Linked DNA regions of Homo sapiens: region 2 is linked to region 1. Evidence: read pairs that join two places in POLR2A ChIA-PET (ENCODE). Cell type or tissue: K562. All regions are shown on one strand. Links, peaks and the distances in the headings refer to the core of each region. The heading gives the core; the rest is flanking DNA. Region 1 overlaps CYSTM1 (cysteine rich transmembrane module containing 1). Region 2 has its middle 22 kb from the start of HSPA9.

Region 1 (8,330 bases), core at 222-8,221:
AACTCCTGGGTTCAAGTGATCCTCCCACCTCAACCCTGTGAGTAGCTGGGACTACAGGCGACCATGCCTGGCTATCTAAGACCTTTTTGCTGATTTGGTTTTTTTAATTTTTTTGAGACAGGTTCTGGCTCTGTTGCCTGGGCTGGAGTGCAGTGGTGTAATCGCAGCTCACTGCAACCTCCACCTCCTGGGCTCAAGCCATCCTCCCGACTCAGTCTCCTGAGTAGCTGGGACTACAGGCCTGCACCACCACACCTAGCTAATTTTTTGTGTTTTTTGTGGAGATGGAGTTTTGACATGTTGCCCAGGCTCCCCTCAAACTCCTAGGCTCAAGCAATCTGCCTGCCTCAGCCTCCCAAAGTGCTGGGATTACAGGCATGAGCTACCATGCCTGGACTTTTTGCTGGTTTTTTGTTTTGTTTGGCTTTGTTTTTTCCTGGGGTTTTATGGGCTTGGTTACTAATCAGCCTGTAATCAAGATCTGAGGCCCGGTGCGGTAATCCTAGCACTTTGGGAGGCTGAGGCAAGAGGATCGCTTGAGCCCAGGAGTTCAAGACCAGCCTGAGCAACACAGGGAGACCCCATAGCTACAAAAAATTTTTAAAAATTAGCTGGGCATGTGGTATGTGCCTGTAATCCTAGCTACTCAGGAGGCTGAGGTGGGAGGATCGCTGGAGCCCAGGAGTTTGAGGCTGCAATGAACCATGATCACGCCACCGCACTCCAGCCTGGAAGACAGAATGACATCTTGTCGCTTAAAAAAAAAAAAAATGGCTGGGCACGGTGGCCCACACCTGTAATCTCAGCACTTTGGGAGGCCGAGGTGGGTGGATTGCTTGAGGCCAGGAGTTCGAGACCAGCCTGGCCAACATGGCGAAACCCTGTCTCTACTAAAATTACAAAAACTAGCTGAGCATGGTGGCATACGCCTGTAATCCCAGCTAAGTCGGGAGGCTGAGGCACAAGAATTGCTTGAACCCAGGAGGCGGAGGTTGCAATGAGCCAAGATTGTGCCACTGCACTCCAGCCTGGGAGACAGAGGAAGACTCTGTCTGAAAAATAAAAATAAAAATTTGGAAGCCTGAGGCTAACTAAATTCCTGTTTATATTTCATATATAAATAGTAAAGCTCAGATTGTTCACTCTCTTTTTTTTCTTTCTTTTCTTTTCTTTTGAGACAGAGTCTTGCTCTGTCTCCCAGGCCGGAGTGCAATGGCACGATCTCAGCTCACTGCAACCTCTGCCTCCCAGGTTCAAACGATTCTCCTGCCTCAGCCTCCCGAGTAGCTGGGACTACAGGCATGCACTACCATGCCTGGCTAATTTTTTGTATTTTTTAGTAGAGACGGGGTTTCACCACGTTGGCCAGGCTGGTCTCGAACTCCTGACCTCAGGTGATCCACCCGCCTCAGCCTCCCAAAGTGCTGGGATTACAGACGTGAGTCACCGCGCCCAGCCTCACTCTCTTTTTTCTTTTATTCTCTGTTAACCTGGTCTTGGCTTTTTTTGGAGTGCCTGGAGTAAACCAGTAACAGAAGGCTGTGGAACTGGCAGCCTATGACCCAGCATCTTTTTTAACAGCAAGAGTATTATCAGAAAGTGTCACAGCCCTCAAAGGAGTAAGTTATTAAGCTGGTCAGAGACAAAAGGGAGTAAGATTGTTCAGTAAATTGGATGAGGAGTGAAATAGTCATCTTTTAAAATTTCCCTCACCTGTGTCAGGCCACCAGTCCTGTCACTCAATCTAGTAGGATTCGAGTGCTTGCTGATGTGCCCAGGGACACTACGTACTGAACTACAACATCCATCTTTTAGACTTCTGACATTTGTTGGCCAGGTCAAGCTCTCTCTCATGAGGGAAATTCTGACAGAAAAGGCTTTCTGTTATCTGTAGGCTTAGCTGAGTGCCATGTTTCAGGCTTCCAAGCTCCTCACGCTTGGCCAAGGCTACTAATTGGCTTGGCTATAAAATGGGAGTCAGCAATTAAACAGCAGTAGTATAAAGCAAGGGAATTGAACATAAACTGACCCTCCCACTTTACAACCAAAAATGTTCACACCATTTTGGGCACTACACAAAGGAGTCTTCAAAAGGAAGTGAGCTTGGAATGATTCCTTTATAGCTTTTAGGAGATGTATGTGGAATATTATTATTGATTTAGGCCTCCAAGTCAGATCTTGGAAACTGGGTAGGTCCTCACATCTAAAGCAAAGGAGACAAATGGTTTGAATCCAGTCTCTGTGGGCAGCAAGCTTGTGGTATGACTTTGCCAAAACAACAGATGATTTATATTTTTCTAAACTCTTTTCATTAAATGGTTTAAGGGAGAATATTGATGGTCATGGTGGGAGGAGGGTTTGATCTACCTGAATTTACTCACTGAAGAGTAAATGCCTTATTCAGAGGTTCCTATCACTAGTTTCCTGATTATTTGTACTAAAGAATCATTAGCCAGTCTCAAGAGCATTGGCTCAGAAAACATCGTAACTGAAAACTATCTAGGCATGCTTCTTATTCAGAGAAAAGTAGGGATGGGAAACAGTTGAACTACAAAGACATTTGGGGAGAGGAAGACCTGGGAAATGGTGCTAGACTTCTGCCACGTTAAACGTTTAATGCTGCACGCAGTACTTTACTGGTCAGCTTTCAGTTTCAGAATCTTAGGCAGAGTCAGTTGGGGAGAAAGTGTGTGAAGAGGGGGACATTTGTAAGAATGTGGCTATTCTGTGAGCCCTTATTGTTAAGTCGAATACTTAGTGCTTTCCTGCTGCCACTAGCTTCCTGGACACTCCAGACTTTGCCCTTCTGCCTCTTCCCCACTAACAGCCTTTCCTCCCCAACACCACCCTCTCTAAAGCCAATCTAATCTTTGATCGCAGTTTCTGCACCCTTCTGGCTCTGCTAACTTTGTTGAACTAATTTTTGGTGGCCTTTAATGTCTGGTGGTGGCTGTGTGAGAAACTAATGAGGGATAATTGTATTTACTTACTGATTATTATTTTGCTTTAGGGACAATCTGCCAGACTGGAGTGCATGGCATGATCATAGCTCAGTGCAGGCTCAAACTCCTGGGCTCAAAAGATCTTCCCACCTCAGTCTCCTGAGTAGCTAGGACTACAGGCACATATCACTGTGCCTGGTTAATTTTTTATTTATATTTCATAGAGATGGGGGTCTCACTATGTTGCCCAGGCTGGTCTCAAACTCCTGAGCTCAGGCAATCCTGCTGCATGAGCCACTGCACCTGCAAGAGCCACGGGGGCCACTGCCACTGCAAGATAGCAGGACCCCCGTCTGTATTTTTTGCTATGTTGACTAGGTCTTGCTATGTTGACTAGGCCATTCTTAAAGTCCTAGCCTCAAGGGATCCTCCTGCCTCAGCTTCCCAAAGTGCTGGGATCACAGGCGTGTGACACCACCTTCGGCCGGGTAGTTGTATTTAAAGGGAGGGTCTTGAAAGTAAACCCTAGTGTTTTTCACACTTCATTTGTGTTCCCCTGCATGATTTTTGTCTTATCTTTATGTCATCTGTACTGTTGTTTAACATTCTTCTTAAAGTTGACCCATTTTTTAAAACCCTAAAATTTGTTTAAAAGGGAAACGATATCATTGCCTTAAACTGATAACTACTACATCACCTGTCACAAATAGAAGGTATAAATTATTGAAGTTGTTTGTCCATGTTCCCCAAGTTCCACATATCCCACCTGGGGCAATACAGCCTTTACCCAAAGATATGACTCACTAATAGTGAGTTTTTCAGGCAGCAGTAGATGGGTGGTAGGATGGTTTGGAGTAGGCAGGCCTTCAGAGAGGGCCCCTTCAATCCTATCTTTTCCTAAAACTTGTGTGGTTCTATGATACTAGGAAGGCCACAGAATGAAGAATCTAGGAGGTAACAAGAGGTAAATGCAATGTGAAACCACTTCTGTTTTGATCTGAAGTTTGCCAAAAAGAGGCCTGAGTGGTGGTGAGGCTGTATACTATATTAAATTCTAGGCCCTCTGCCAGGGGTGTGGCTTCATTGATGCTGTGTTACATTGTTCTTTCTGTGCCAGCGTGCTCTTAGAAAACTCAGATTCTCCTGGGAAACTCAGATCTTTCTTGGGGGGCAGGAGGGATGCTTTTTTTTTTTTTAACTCATCAATAACCCAAACTACTTTGAGTTCCTTTCACATATAGAGAACTGTTTGTGGATGTTGCTAATGATAGAAACTGAAGTTATCATCTAGAATTTTTTTCCCCCAATCTTCATTGTCCGTAAAGCCTATTCCTTTAAGAATCCTATGAAAACAGAAGAAAGGGGGAGGGTGAGCTGCCCTGGGTTGTATGGTCTCTTAGGGTGCAGCACATGATAGGCATGAGTGGTACTTCCTGGTTTGATGTGAAATTCACTGTTGTCCATTAAGAGCCACCCCGCAGTGCTGACTGAGCTGCTGCTCCCTCAGAGGGTCAGGAGAGCGTGCTTTCATGATGGAGCAAAGCCAGGCTGGCTTGGTATTCATCAGGAACCAGGAGCGCTTAGTTAAATTGCCAGCACGTTAAGCTGTAGGGGCCTCTTTCTAAATCATCAAGATTTCAACTTTCCCACAAAGCCTAATCTAATGCTCTGGGAGGAGGCAGGCAGAGCCTGTCTTTCAGGGGCTGGGCTGGCAGGGGACCTGGCCTGGGAAGTGGCCTTATCAGGCTTGTTGGGAGGGATGGACCTGTCCCTTTCTAGTGTGTCCTCTCAACTTGGCAGGGGGCAGAGTTCTTCCCTTTTCTCTCTCTCCATGCCCTAACCGCTCCTTTCAATTCCCCAACTCACTTTCTGTGTTCACAGCTTTCTTCCCTTTTCCTTTCCCTTCTGTTCAATACTGCCCTCTCTTTTGAGCCTCTCTCTTGCTGGGCCCCATTTTCTCTCCATTCTCACTTTGAGGGTTGACTATTTGAAGTTCCAATTATAATGCTGTCCTATATGTCCCAGTGACTAGATGTAATTCAGAGATCCCTACCCTATTTTTCTGAGGAGAAGCCAACCTTCATTTCTCTACTGGCTTTCAGATAGCAGTGTTGGTGGGGTACTGACCAGAGTCCCTGAACTGAGTGGTTGGGTGAGGCTGGATGTGCTCCTCCCCGATATGGGGGTCCCAGCAGTATGGGGAAGGTATTATAATCAGGGTTTGCTGACAATGCCAGGATCCATTAGACAAGGGGCTGAGGCTTACCTGTGGGGACCCTTCCATAAGCTGAATGCAGAGGGGAATACTGCATCCAGGCAGTCCTCTAGCTTTTGCAGAGGACCATACATGATGAATGAAGGCTGGAGAAGGAGCCCTTGGGTGAGGTTAGCCTGGAACCCACAGGACTATTTGCAGCTGTGGATCCTGCCCTGAAGCTAGGTTTTCCCAGGTAGCAACTGGACCAAATTGTCTTCCCATGTGGTTAGATGGATTGTTGGAAGCATCTAGGAGCATGGCTTTCCTGCTTAATGAGTTAAAAAATTGATTATTTTCTTGTAAAAGCCATGTGGCTACTTTACCTAAAGATGATTAGCAAGGGTTTTAACTTTCATTGTTAAATATAACATATGTATAAAAAAGTATGTATAATGTACAGTTTAATCAATAATTGTATTCATTAGTGTAACTGTGTGATCTATTCAGGTTTAGAAATAGAAGTTTATTTTTAAACCCAAATGGGGTAATAGAATGCACTGTGTTGCAATTTGTTTTTTTCCCACCATGTTGGTGCTTTTTCATATCAGCACAGGTAGTTCTAACTTATTCTTCTGAAGCGTCATATAGCAGCAGTTCCATGGATTGGAAATACCATGGTTTATTTAACCATTCTCATATTGATGAACATTATATTTAATATATATGCATGTGTATAAAGTTGGGTTTTTTTTTTTTGGCATACCGGCTGGCACTAGTATATATCTGTAAGATAAATTCCTAAAGGTAGAATTGCTCGTTCAAAGGATAGGGTGTTTTTATGTATTTATTTGGGGTTTTACTTAAAAATATGTCTTTATTGAAGAGTTTATAAGAAAAAAGGATAGACCCGCTATAAAAAGAAAGGCTGTCTGCTCTAAACATTAGGGAGGAATGGGACACCAATACCTGGTGGCTAAGGATAGGTCATTTTAGTTGTTGATATTTTCAGGTAGTAATGTCTTTTTTCCCAGGAATGTTTATAAATGTTATATCTTACAGAGCACCAAGCCCTGGATCCAACTAGAGGTTCTTTACAGAAAGCTTTATGGAGAAAGGTTTTAGCAGATGATATGTTATCCTCTGTTGAAGGGAACTTCTCTGAATTCCCTCAGAAAGTCTCTAAGTCTGGAAGAATGCTAAAATGTACCTACCAAGTTTAGTATTGGAGGGAGACAAGATTGACTGTAGTCACATTTTCAAATAATTCTGAACTATGGATAATTAATGTAGGTATGGTATGACTTTTCAGAATTTGCTGTTCCTAATCTATCAGGACAAGTTGAGAATACTTACATCTTTGTGTTATCTTAATGTTGGGGATAGCGGCTTAAAGCAATTATCTGAATGGCATTAGCAAACTATGTTACTAAATAGTTTGTAGATTTTTAGCTTCATATGAACTCAGTTATAAAAGCAGTGTGTGGTTTTTGTATCAGATATTTTTTGTGAGAAAGGAAAATAAGACAGTCTCTGAACCTCTTCATCACTCTGGGCCAGGGCCTTCAGAGGTAGATGATCCATTGTTAGTTTTTGCCTTCCATGTGCACTTTGATGCCCTTGTTCAGCGAAAGGTCCCATATCTGAGCTGTGTATCATTTTGTACTCCATAGAGGGGCTATTGTGAAGCCACAGCCAAAATGTTGATACAAAAGATACGTTCTAATACTTATTCATTCATTGACTATATGAGAATAGCTCAGGGCCTGGTAAAACTCTGGCAAACAAGAGATATTGAATGAAGTAGGGGATGGCTAATGATATTTGGGAGGTTGAGACCAGAATCAGTATTTGGACAATAATGGAGTAATACTGCAGGTTGTCTTCCTCCAGTCTGTCCCTAAAAGAAGAGCAATTTAGAAAATGGCAATACCCAGCAATGTGTTTAAAATGCTGAGCAAGTCGTAAAAAGAAATATCTTGTCCACGTTATGCTGACTATCAGAGGTCTCCTGGTGTTGCACTGTTACTGGGAGCACTGCTACCATCTTTAAAAATGTAAATCCCTGCTATTGCTATCCCCCTGGGGCTCCTGTGTTAAAGTGTCCATATCAGGAGCAAGTTCTTCCTAGGAGAAGGCCTACAGTTCTGGAATGCCTATTGTTGTGACTTTGGCCTTGGGTTTAAGATTTGAGACCATCATTTCTTACCTCTGCTCACTGTACATTCACAAGTATGGTATGACTCTTCCGATTGGGGAGTCATTTGGGCTTCTACTTATACTTCAGTTTTAGTAACTTGTGTAACACTTTGAGGTAACTGCCTTTTGGACCTCCCAAAGTAAGTTTTGTCTATTCTGTCAAACTACCTTCACCATATCCTTAAAATTTGGAAAACTTCCAGCATATTCCATCTGATGCAATAGCAGACAAATGGAAGTGATAATTTTATTTATATTAATAGCAATACTGAAGGGGAGGAGCAAGCCAGCTATATAGTTCTTTACCTCTTATCTCCAGCTCTAGGCCTGATATGTAGTAGGTACTTAATACATATGAAATAAGTGAATTATTAAGTTTGTCAATAGTATTCAACAAACAAACATAAAGTTACATGAATCCTTTTAAAAGAAATAAAGAATAACGATAGAAAAGGAAGATGCAGCAAACCTAGAAGTCTGCTCTTAGCAAGGCTGTTTATGAGCTGACCCTTTGGCCTCATCCCGTGAAGTGTGCTTCAGCCATTAGAACCTAGTCAGTTCCTCAAATGTGCTTTGCTTTTTCTCTGAAACATCTCACAGATTCTTGCCTCTGCAGAGTATGAAATTTGGAGTAATACGAATTTCTGTTTATGCTTAGTCATGTGATCATCACTTCTATTAGAATCTTTCTCTGACTTCCCTGAGTAATTAGTTATCTCTACTTTGAGCTTACAGTACGCTCTGCTTCCTCTATCTTCGCTTGGTTTTGTGATTGCTGGTGTTATTGTCTGTCTCTCTCATACCCTGAATAGGAACTGTCTCTTGCTTACCATTATCTCAGCAGCACCTGGAACCCAGTAGTACTGGGTTATAGTTGATGCTCCTATAAGTATTTATGGATGAACAAATGACTGTGTGAATGGAATAAACTAATATGTCAATGCCAAAATTTGATGAAAACTCTAAACCAGAGATGATATGGCAGTATAAAACTC
Region 2 (8,330 bases), core at 140-8,139, 1.6 Mb before region 1:
GTGAAACCCCGTCTCTACTAAAAATACAAAAATTAGCTGGACGCGGTGGCACGTGCCTGTAATCCCAGCCACTGGGGAGGCTGAGGCAGGGGAATCCCTTGAACCTGGGAGGCGGAGGTTGCAGTGAGCCAAGATTGTGCCACTGCACTCCGGCCTGGGCAACAGGGTGAGACTCTGGCTCAAAAAAAAAAAAAAAAAAAAGAGGTAAAATTGAGAAGATGGCAGCAAGTGTTACCATGGAGGAGACTCTGAAACTCAGTCGAGATGACTTCTGAGTCCTTATGGTATTCCTGAAGATGGGCAGGGTTGGGGGCAGGACTGAGGGAGTTTTATGATGTTGTTAAAAGTGGCTGTACTCAGAACTGTGCTATATACTGCAGAGTAACAGGAGGAGGGAAGAGAGAGTCTTCAGGAAATGAAGAAGAAAGAGGAGAAGTGGGCTGAGCTGGAAGCCTCATTTTCCACAAGGACACTGAAACATTGTTAAGCCAAGGAGAACTGTTAGCTCTGACAATAGCTCCTCTTCTTATGAGTCCTTTGGTGTTTTAATTATTTTTAAAATAAAGATTGAAGAACAACTTTTATAACTGCAACTGGAACAATGACAAGCAGTACTGATGGGGTATAATCATAACAGAAACTTTGTTTTCAGCTCCCACTGTTTCTTCTTTTCTTTTTTTTTTTTTCAAGACAGAGTCTTGCTCTGTTGCCGAGGCTGGAGTGCAGTGGTGTGATCTTGGCTCACTGCAATCTCTGCCTCCAGGGTTCAAGCAATTTTCTTGCCTCAGCCTCTTGAGTAGCTGGGATTACAGGTGCCTGCCACCATGCCCAGCTATTTTTTTTTTTTTTAGTAGAGACGGGATTTCGCTGTGTTGGCCAGGCTGGTCTCGAACTCCTAACCTCAAGCAATCTGCCCACCTCGGCCTGCCAAAGTGTTGAGATCACAGGCGTGAGCCACTGCGCCTGGCCCCACTGTTTCTTTAAACCTGCTTTGTAGTGATGGTCTTAAGTGTGCTCCTGGACAAATACTTTTCAGGATCCCTTGGAGGTGTTAGGAAGCCTTATAGCCACTGTACGCAGTACAGCATGATTTCAATTAGGCACTTAAAATGTTCAGCTTGGTATTATCAATGTTTCTGCTTGGTTTTCGAAGCTTAAGCTATTTGCTATTTGTCCTTCCTATCTGGGGCCTGCTGCAAATGAAAAGAAAGGGTGTAGTCTTTCTCTTCTGAAGTTTCTGATCCTTCTAGAATTAGAGCACAAGAAACTAAGAGGCGACAGAAAATATGGTACTTGTCTCATGTCAAAGCTGGCTTTGCACTCTCCTACCTCCCAGTGTGGCCAGTGTTTAAATCTAGCTTTCTCATAAAGCACTTTTGTGGGTTCTTCAGAGATCTGCGCACACACACACACACACACACACACACACTGCTGCTGCTGCTGCTGCTGCTGCTGCTGCTGCTGCTGCTGCTGCTGCTGCAGCAGTTCCCAGTGGCCTGGGCAAGTGGACTCCCCTCTTGTCAGTTGCTTTCGCCCTCTCCAGACCCTCATAATGTAACAGTCCATTTCCAGTTTCTCTTCTGCTCAGGCCTGTTTGCCCTCTGACATTCCTATTGGTCAGGATCTAAAATGCTCTCCAAAACATCCCCCTATGCATGTGCCCCACCTCAGGTCTGTGAGAAACAGGTTTTTGCCCACACAAGCTCTGAACAAATCCCAGCATCACAAAGCAGCTGCTAGCACATATGGTGGCTTCTACATTTTTTTGGGCTGGAGTCAGAAATTAGACCACTCTGTCCTGCTAACTGCAGGAGAAGACACATATCAAACTCTCCTAGGAGTCTCTTCCAAGCTCTTCTCATTAGGCTTGTAGTGAAACACAGGTATCCTCTTTCTTTTGGAGGGGGTACCCATAGCACACGAATACTTTGCACCGAATAAATCCTTTTCAGAAACATTCTCTTAATATCCAACAATTTCTTTTTCCCCTTGATAGGGGTGAAAATTTGAGAGTCCCATAAGTGATTGTCAACTGTTTCCTATGAAAATTTGCATCATTGCTGGCGCCTCACTTTGGTATGACATGGGTACTGCATATTGGAGCCTTACTGAAATTTCCAAATAACACAATGTCATCAAACAAGGGATTTCAGGAACCAAGTGGTTATTTTCTGAGTATAGGTAGGTAATATTATTGTTCTCCTGTCTTCTCTCAAGGAAGCTTAATTGTTCTCATCTCTAAAGTGGGCCCTCATCCTTTCCTTGCTCAGTAAGAGCAGTAAGAAATCTTGAGGATAAAGATGACTCTGCATGGACCACAGGCCCTTGGGAATAGTTAAGTAATCTACAGAGGAAGCCTCTTTCATAAAGAAGGCAAGTAGAGGTGAAGGGCATGATGGAAAGAAGAAAACGCTAATTTCATTAGTGTTTTTCTGATCCCACCCCTACCTCGGTTTGGAGCTGTCCTCTTGTTGTATGAAGGTCTCTATTATAGCCCCCAAAGCAATGCTTATGCACAGCACAGCCAGTGGCTACTGGGCTGCCTTCCCTAACTCCTGTCAGAGAGATCAACAATCCTTGGCTCAGTGTTTCCCTGGCGTATTTGTATCTGTGTCTATGGGTTTAAGGTGGGAGGGGTAGATGTCATCGCCTTTGACAAAATGGCTGAATATCTTTACTTTATCATGATGAAAAGACTTCTTGGTCTTCCAGTTCAGAGCCAGAGCCTGCCTTGCAAGGAATTCAAAGGCTCTGATCTGGAGCTGCTGTCAAGCCAGCAGATGGAGTCACAGTCCTCTGTGTGCTGCTGGGCCTACCTGGGCTGGTGTGCAATGTGATGCTGGGCCCAGCTCTGCAGCCAGAGGGGACAGGGAAATGAATAAAAATGATGGCACCTCATTGCCATAACTGTTGTTCTGACTGCACAGGAGTTTGATAAAATATGCTCCTGGGGAGGTTGCTTTCTTGTATCTCTCTGGAATCACTGCAGAAGCAACTGTAAGGAGTGAGTGCTCGGATTCCTGAGACAACTGTAGGGCATGGGGCAGGGAAGATGCAGAGATGACAGAACCAAGTCCTGGGCAGTGGAGGAATATGGCACAATTCGCTCACCCCTGCAAAACCTCATGGGGGAACAGGGATACAACCAGTGGCTCTTGGAGAAAGGGCAGCCCTAAGAGGAAAGTTTAGACAATGATGGTGAATTACCATCTGCTTGACTCTCCTCTGTCTGAATTGCAAGCACTGGAGTCCCTTTTACTAACATCTGTAGACTGCTTAGGAAATTTGCTTTGGGGCTAGTAGAATTTAAGTTTCCCCGATATTACTTTTTCCTATTCTCTAAGCACCCCCCCACACAGCTTGATAGATAGTAGCTCTTAATAAATCACACAGGCGTGAACGGTGCTCCCACTGAGAACTCTTCTCTGCCCCTCTCCAGCCTACAGGAGGTCTTCTGTGAAAGGAGCCCTCCCCACCTCCTCTCATAGCTTCAGAATGGAGGTGGGGCAGTGGGTGGATTCCTACTCTCTGTGACTATCCTCTCTGACCTCCTCTATTTAAATAGCCCAAATTCAGAAGTAGGAGTGGACCTGAGGACCCAGCAGGATAGTCCCTCTAGCCCACGGCCTAACCCCTGCAGATGCCCAGGAAACCAGGGGGCAAGTGGGCCCCCCTGGCTGGTCCTTTGCTCAATCCTGAAGGCATCTGTGAAGGGAGCGGGGGTGCTTGGGTTCTTAGCTGCAAAGCAGGTGGCATGGTCTCCTCTTCATTGGGAACCCAGAAGTGTCTGGCAAGTCTCTCTGCCACAGGCCTCCCTGGGGACCAGAGCTCTTTGAAGAGAAGAAAAGGTTCTAGGAACAAGAAAGCTGCTGCTCTTGATGAAAAAGTCAGGAGGGAAGAAAATGAGACCAACAAGGGCTGAAGAGAACTATCTGTGGGCTGAAGAGAATGTTAATGGCTCTGCTCCCGAGCTTCAAAGCCTGAGCTGGGTAGGAGTGCATGCACATGCCTCAGCTGTCACCTCCAGAATACTTACCAAGGACTGAGGCTTGCAAGCATTCCCAGCCTGATTTTCCCAGATCAAGCAGAGCATCTGCTAAGGCAGAAGAAAGAGAAGCCATTGGGAGATCCTAGGCCTGTTTCTGCTAGCTGGGGTTTAAACTTAACTCTTCCATATCAGTCAACAAATGGGGTTCCCAGAGGAATTTAGGTGGCAGGGAAATGACTGGTGGGGAAATGGCTCTCATGGAACAAAGCTGGCTTTCCTGTTTAGAAAATGGTAGCTGCTATGGACTGAACTGTGTGCCCCCAAAATTCGTATGTTGAAGCCCTAATGCCCAGATGGTATTTGGAGGTGGGACTTTGCGGAGGCAGTCAGATTAAAGTGAGGTCATGAAGATGGGTCCCTCAGGGTGGGATTAGTTCCCTTATAGGAAGAGACACCAGAGGGCTTGGTTTCTCTACTCTGCCTCCCCCTCTCCCCCTCTTACTGCCCCCATCTTGGACTTCTAGCCTCCTGAACTGTAAGAAAATAAATGTCTGTTGTTTAAGTCACCCAGTCTATGGTATTGTGTTACATCAGCCCTGGCCAACTAACGTGTAGCTGTATTGGATGCTGCTGGTACCCTGCCCAGATTCCCTTTACCTTTTCAGTGTATCCATCCCCCAGCTGTTATCTGGGACTCCAATAGCTCACAGATGTCCCCGCCTCCAGAAAATTGCTCCCAGTGTGTAGGAGACCCTTTGTACCCTCCTGTACCCATCCCCTTCAGGTTTCAGCCAAGAGGGTACAAAGACCAGCCCCTTCATTGCAAGAAAGGATCAATTCCTTGGTGCTGTTTATGCTCTTGAGTACCCCCCAGTGGAGTCAGGCTGAGGCTAAACACAAAGTTGCAGCCATATCCTTCTCTCCTACCCTTCCCTGCTTCCTTCATTCTCTTTCTTCTGAAGCCACATCTCAATAAATCGTGTGCCTTGAATCCTACCTCAGGCTCTGCTTCTGGGGAACCTGACCTAATACAGCCGCTCTCCCAAGTGGCAGAGTATTGAGCAACCCAAATGGCTGTAGAGAGCCCTGTGAGTATAGTGATGATTAATGCCCAATGACAACGAGCATTGGGAACAACAGCCCCTCTCTCTATGTTCAGAAAGCATAGAGGAGTAAAGGCCCACTGAAAAAGAAGTGGAGTGTGTTTTTCTAGCAATAGATGGCTCCTTCAATAGGCATCTGGCAGACAGCTGTGGTAGCAAGGGTATAAAAAGCCTTGTTAGCAGAGAGCCACAGGCTGAGGTTCCATAGGTTTAACCAGTAAAGGAAGCACATTGACTGGAAGAACCTTTGAGCCATGACTAGACAGTCAGCCGGGTAGGTCTGTGCTCTGCCTGGGAGCCAGCTGCGCCCTGAGCGCCACACTCCCCTGGGCAGGGTCCGGAGCTCTCTGGAAGAAGCCCAGCACCTGCCCAGGGAACCGGCTGCTCTGAGGAAAGGCGGCAGGTACTCAGGTCTTGTCATCCCTCTGCTATGTTTTGCTCAGCTTCTTGGCCTCTTCATGATGCTATTTTGTTCTTGGGGCTTTCTTTTTCAATCTTTTTGCAATTGTTCCCTTTAAATTTCCTCCTCCTTCCTTTCTACCCCCTGCTTTCTTCTCTGAGTCCAGGCTTCATTATTAGGGCCTGTGAGATTGGGTCTGGCTCCATTTTTTAATTTTAATTTTAATTTTTTGAGACAGTGTCTCGGTCTGTTGCCCAGGCTGGAGTGCAGTGGTGTGATTTTGGTTCACTGCAACCTCTGCCTCCCAGGTTAAAGCGATTCTCCTGCCTCAGCCTCCTGAGTAGCTCGGATTACAGGTGTGTGCCACCACGCCTGGCTAATTTTTGCATTTTTAGTAGAGATGGGGTTTCTCCATGTTGGCTAGGCTGGTCTTGAACTACTGACCTAAGATGATCCGCCCACCTTGGCCTCCCAAAGTGCTGGCATTATAGCCACAGCGCCTGGCCAAGGTCTGGCTCTATTTTGGAAGGATGAAGGTGGATTCTTACTTTCTTCCAGTAAAGCACCTCCAAGACGGTTCCTCATTGCTTCTGTCACCCCTTAGAGCTTAACTTCAATGCACCGTTATGTTGAAGACCTCCTTCCCACTAGTGGTGAGGATGGGAAGGGAGTTGGTGAGGGGGCAAAGAACCCTCTCTGGCAAGGCCACTGGGTGGTACCTTGATCCGTCTATTTTGATAGTGATCCCCAGAGAAAATGAGACAGAGAGCACAGTAAATGTTTATCGAGATGCTCCCAAAGATGTAGGGATACACCTCAAATATCTCTGACCTCAAAGCACTTAGTTGACTCACTATTTCTAGAATCAGAGTGGCTCCTGATTCTTACTCTCAAGAGATCTGGAATCTTGTGTTTTGATTTAGAGGTGAAAAGGAAAATTTTGGATAATTATTATCCATTTCCATAACTTTTCTCCCAACATATTTTGTGGGAGGGAATAAAATAGGGGTAGTGCCAGGAATGGTGGCTCATGCCTGTAATCCCATCACTTTGGGAAGCTAAGGCAGGTGGATCACTTGAGCTCAGTTCAAGACCAGCCTGGCCAACATGGTGAAACCCTGTCTCTACCAAAAATACAAAAAAATTAGCCAGGCGTGGTGGTGTGTGCCTGTGGTCCCAGTTACTTGGGAGGCTGAAGGATGAGAATGACTTGAACTCAGGAGGCAGAGGTTGCAGTGAGCTGTGATTGCGCCACTGCACTCCAGCCTGAGTGACAGAGCGAGACTGTGTCTCAAACAAACAGAAAGGTAGTATAAGGACCTTATCCCAGAGAGACAACTAACTAAAAGGTAGCTGTTTTCTTCCAAACATCTCCAGCAAAATGGTCGACTGGCTTTGGGAAGACTAGATCCATGACTTCAAATGATGCATCATGGCCAGGGCACCGTGGCTCACACCTGTAATCCCAGCACTTTGGAAGACTGAGGTGGGAGGATTGCTTGAGCCCAGGAGTTCAAAAGCAGCCTGGGCAACATAGCGAGATCCCATTTATACAAAAATAAATAAAAATTTCAAAACACCAGCTTATTAAAAAACACGCTGGGCACGGTGGCTCACATTTGTAATCCCAGCACTTTGGGAGGCCAAGGCAGGCAGATCATGAGGTGAGGAGTTTGAGACCAGCCTAGCCAACACGGTGAAACCCCGTCTCTACTAAAAATACAAAAATGCAGGGCGCGGTGGCTCATGCCTGTAATCTCAGCACTTTGGGAGGCCAAGGCGGGCGGATCATGAGGTCAGGAGATCAAGCCCATCTTGGCTAACACGGTGGATCCCTGTCTCTACTAAAAATACAAAAATTAGCTGGGCGTGGTGGCAGGCACCTGTAGTTCCAGCTACTCGGGAGGCTGAGGCAGGAGAATGGCATGAACCCGGGAGGCAGAGCTTGCAGTGAGCTGAGATTGGGCCACTGCACTCCAGCCTGGGTGACAGAGACTCCATCTAAAAAAAAAAAAAAAATTAGCCAGGTGTGGTAGCACACACCTGTAATCCTAGCTACTCAGGAGGCTGAGGCAGGAGAATTAATTGAACCTGGGAGGTGGAGGTTGCAGTGAGCTGAGATTGTGCCACTGCACTCCAGCCTGGGTGACAGAGCAAGACTCTGTCTCAGAAAAGAAAATTAACAAACAAACAAAAACACCCACACACAAAAACAAATGGTGCATGGGGTACAGACTATCCCTGTTCCTTGGCTTTGCTTGTTGCTGCCTTGCTTCAGGGTCAGACAGGCTCTTCACATATGGCAGCCAGGTGGCCACCAGCAGCTCCAAACCAGCGCTACCCTCAGAACTCACCATTCCATGGAGAGAGTATGTATTTTTTCCATAGCTCCTGCAGAAGCCCGGAGAGCACTGTGATTGGTCTGGTTTGAGTTCTACGTCCTTCTCTGAATCAGTTGCTGTGCCTAGAGGTGTGGAGTAATCTGATGGGCTAGGCCTGGGTCATGTCCTTACCCCTGAAGTCCAGGGGAGGATCTTGCCACTCCCAGGACCATGTGGTTTTGGAATAACTAAAGAGATTGATCCCCTAAGGAAGCAACACTTGGGGAGAAACTCGTGTCCATTACAGCATGCGTTGTCTTTTTGCCTTTTTGACTGTAGAGTACATCTAGCTCATTCAAATGAAATTGCTTAAGAAACACAAATGATGGGCTGAGCGCGGTGGCTCATGCCTGCAATCCTTCAGGAGTCAGAGGTGGGTGGATGACTTGAGTCAGGAGTTCAAGACCAGCCTGGCCAACATGGTGAAACCCCATCTCTACTAGAAATACAAAAATTAG

The links. Peaks named below come from ENCODE experiments on the same cell type or tissue, not always from the same donor. Only the 100,000 strongest peaks of a DNase experiment are listed, where the experiment ranks them.
Region 2: POLR2A ChIA-PET joins it to region 1 with 10 read pairs; 2 of 35 experiments call an interaction of 5 or more read pairs at or near these places.

Annotation. Positions count from the first base shown.
Region 1 is chr5:140,178,505-140,186,834 of GRCh38, forward strand. All of the region lies in intron 1 of CYSTM1 (cysteine rich transmembrane module containing 1), which reads left to right. Among named protein-coding and RNA genes, the nearest start is that of CYSTM1, 7.5 kb to the left of the region's middle. In K562, for the core only: no CTCF peak of the experiment used is centred there; DNase peaks (open chromatin) are centred at 1,600, 4,438 and 4,677.
Region 2 is chr5:138,592,805-138,601,134 of GRCh38, forward strand. No RefSeq gene overlaps it. Among named protein-coding and RNA genes, the nearest start is that of HSPA9, 22 kb to the left of the region's middle. In K562, for the core only: CTCF peaks have their summits at 2,053 and 2,781 (motif pointing right); no DNase peak of the experiment used is centred there; H3K27me3 peaks cover 2,606 bases.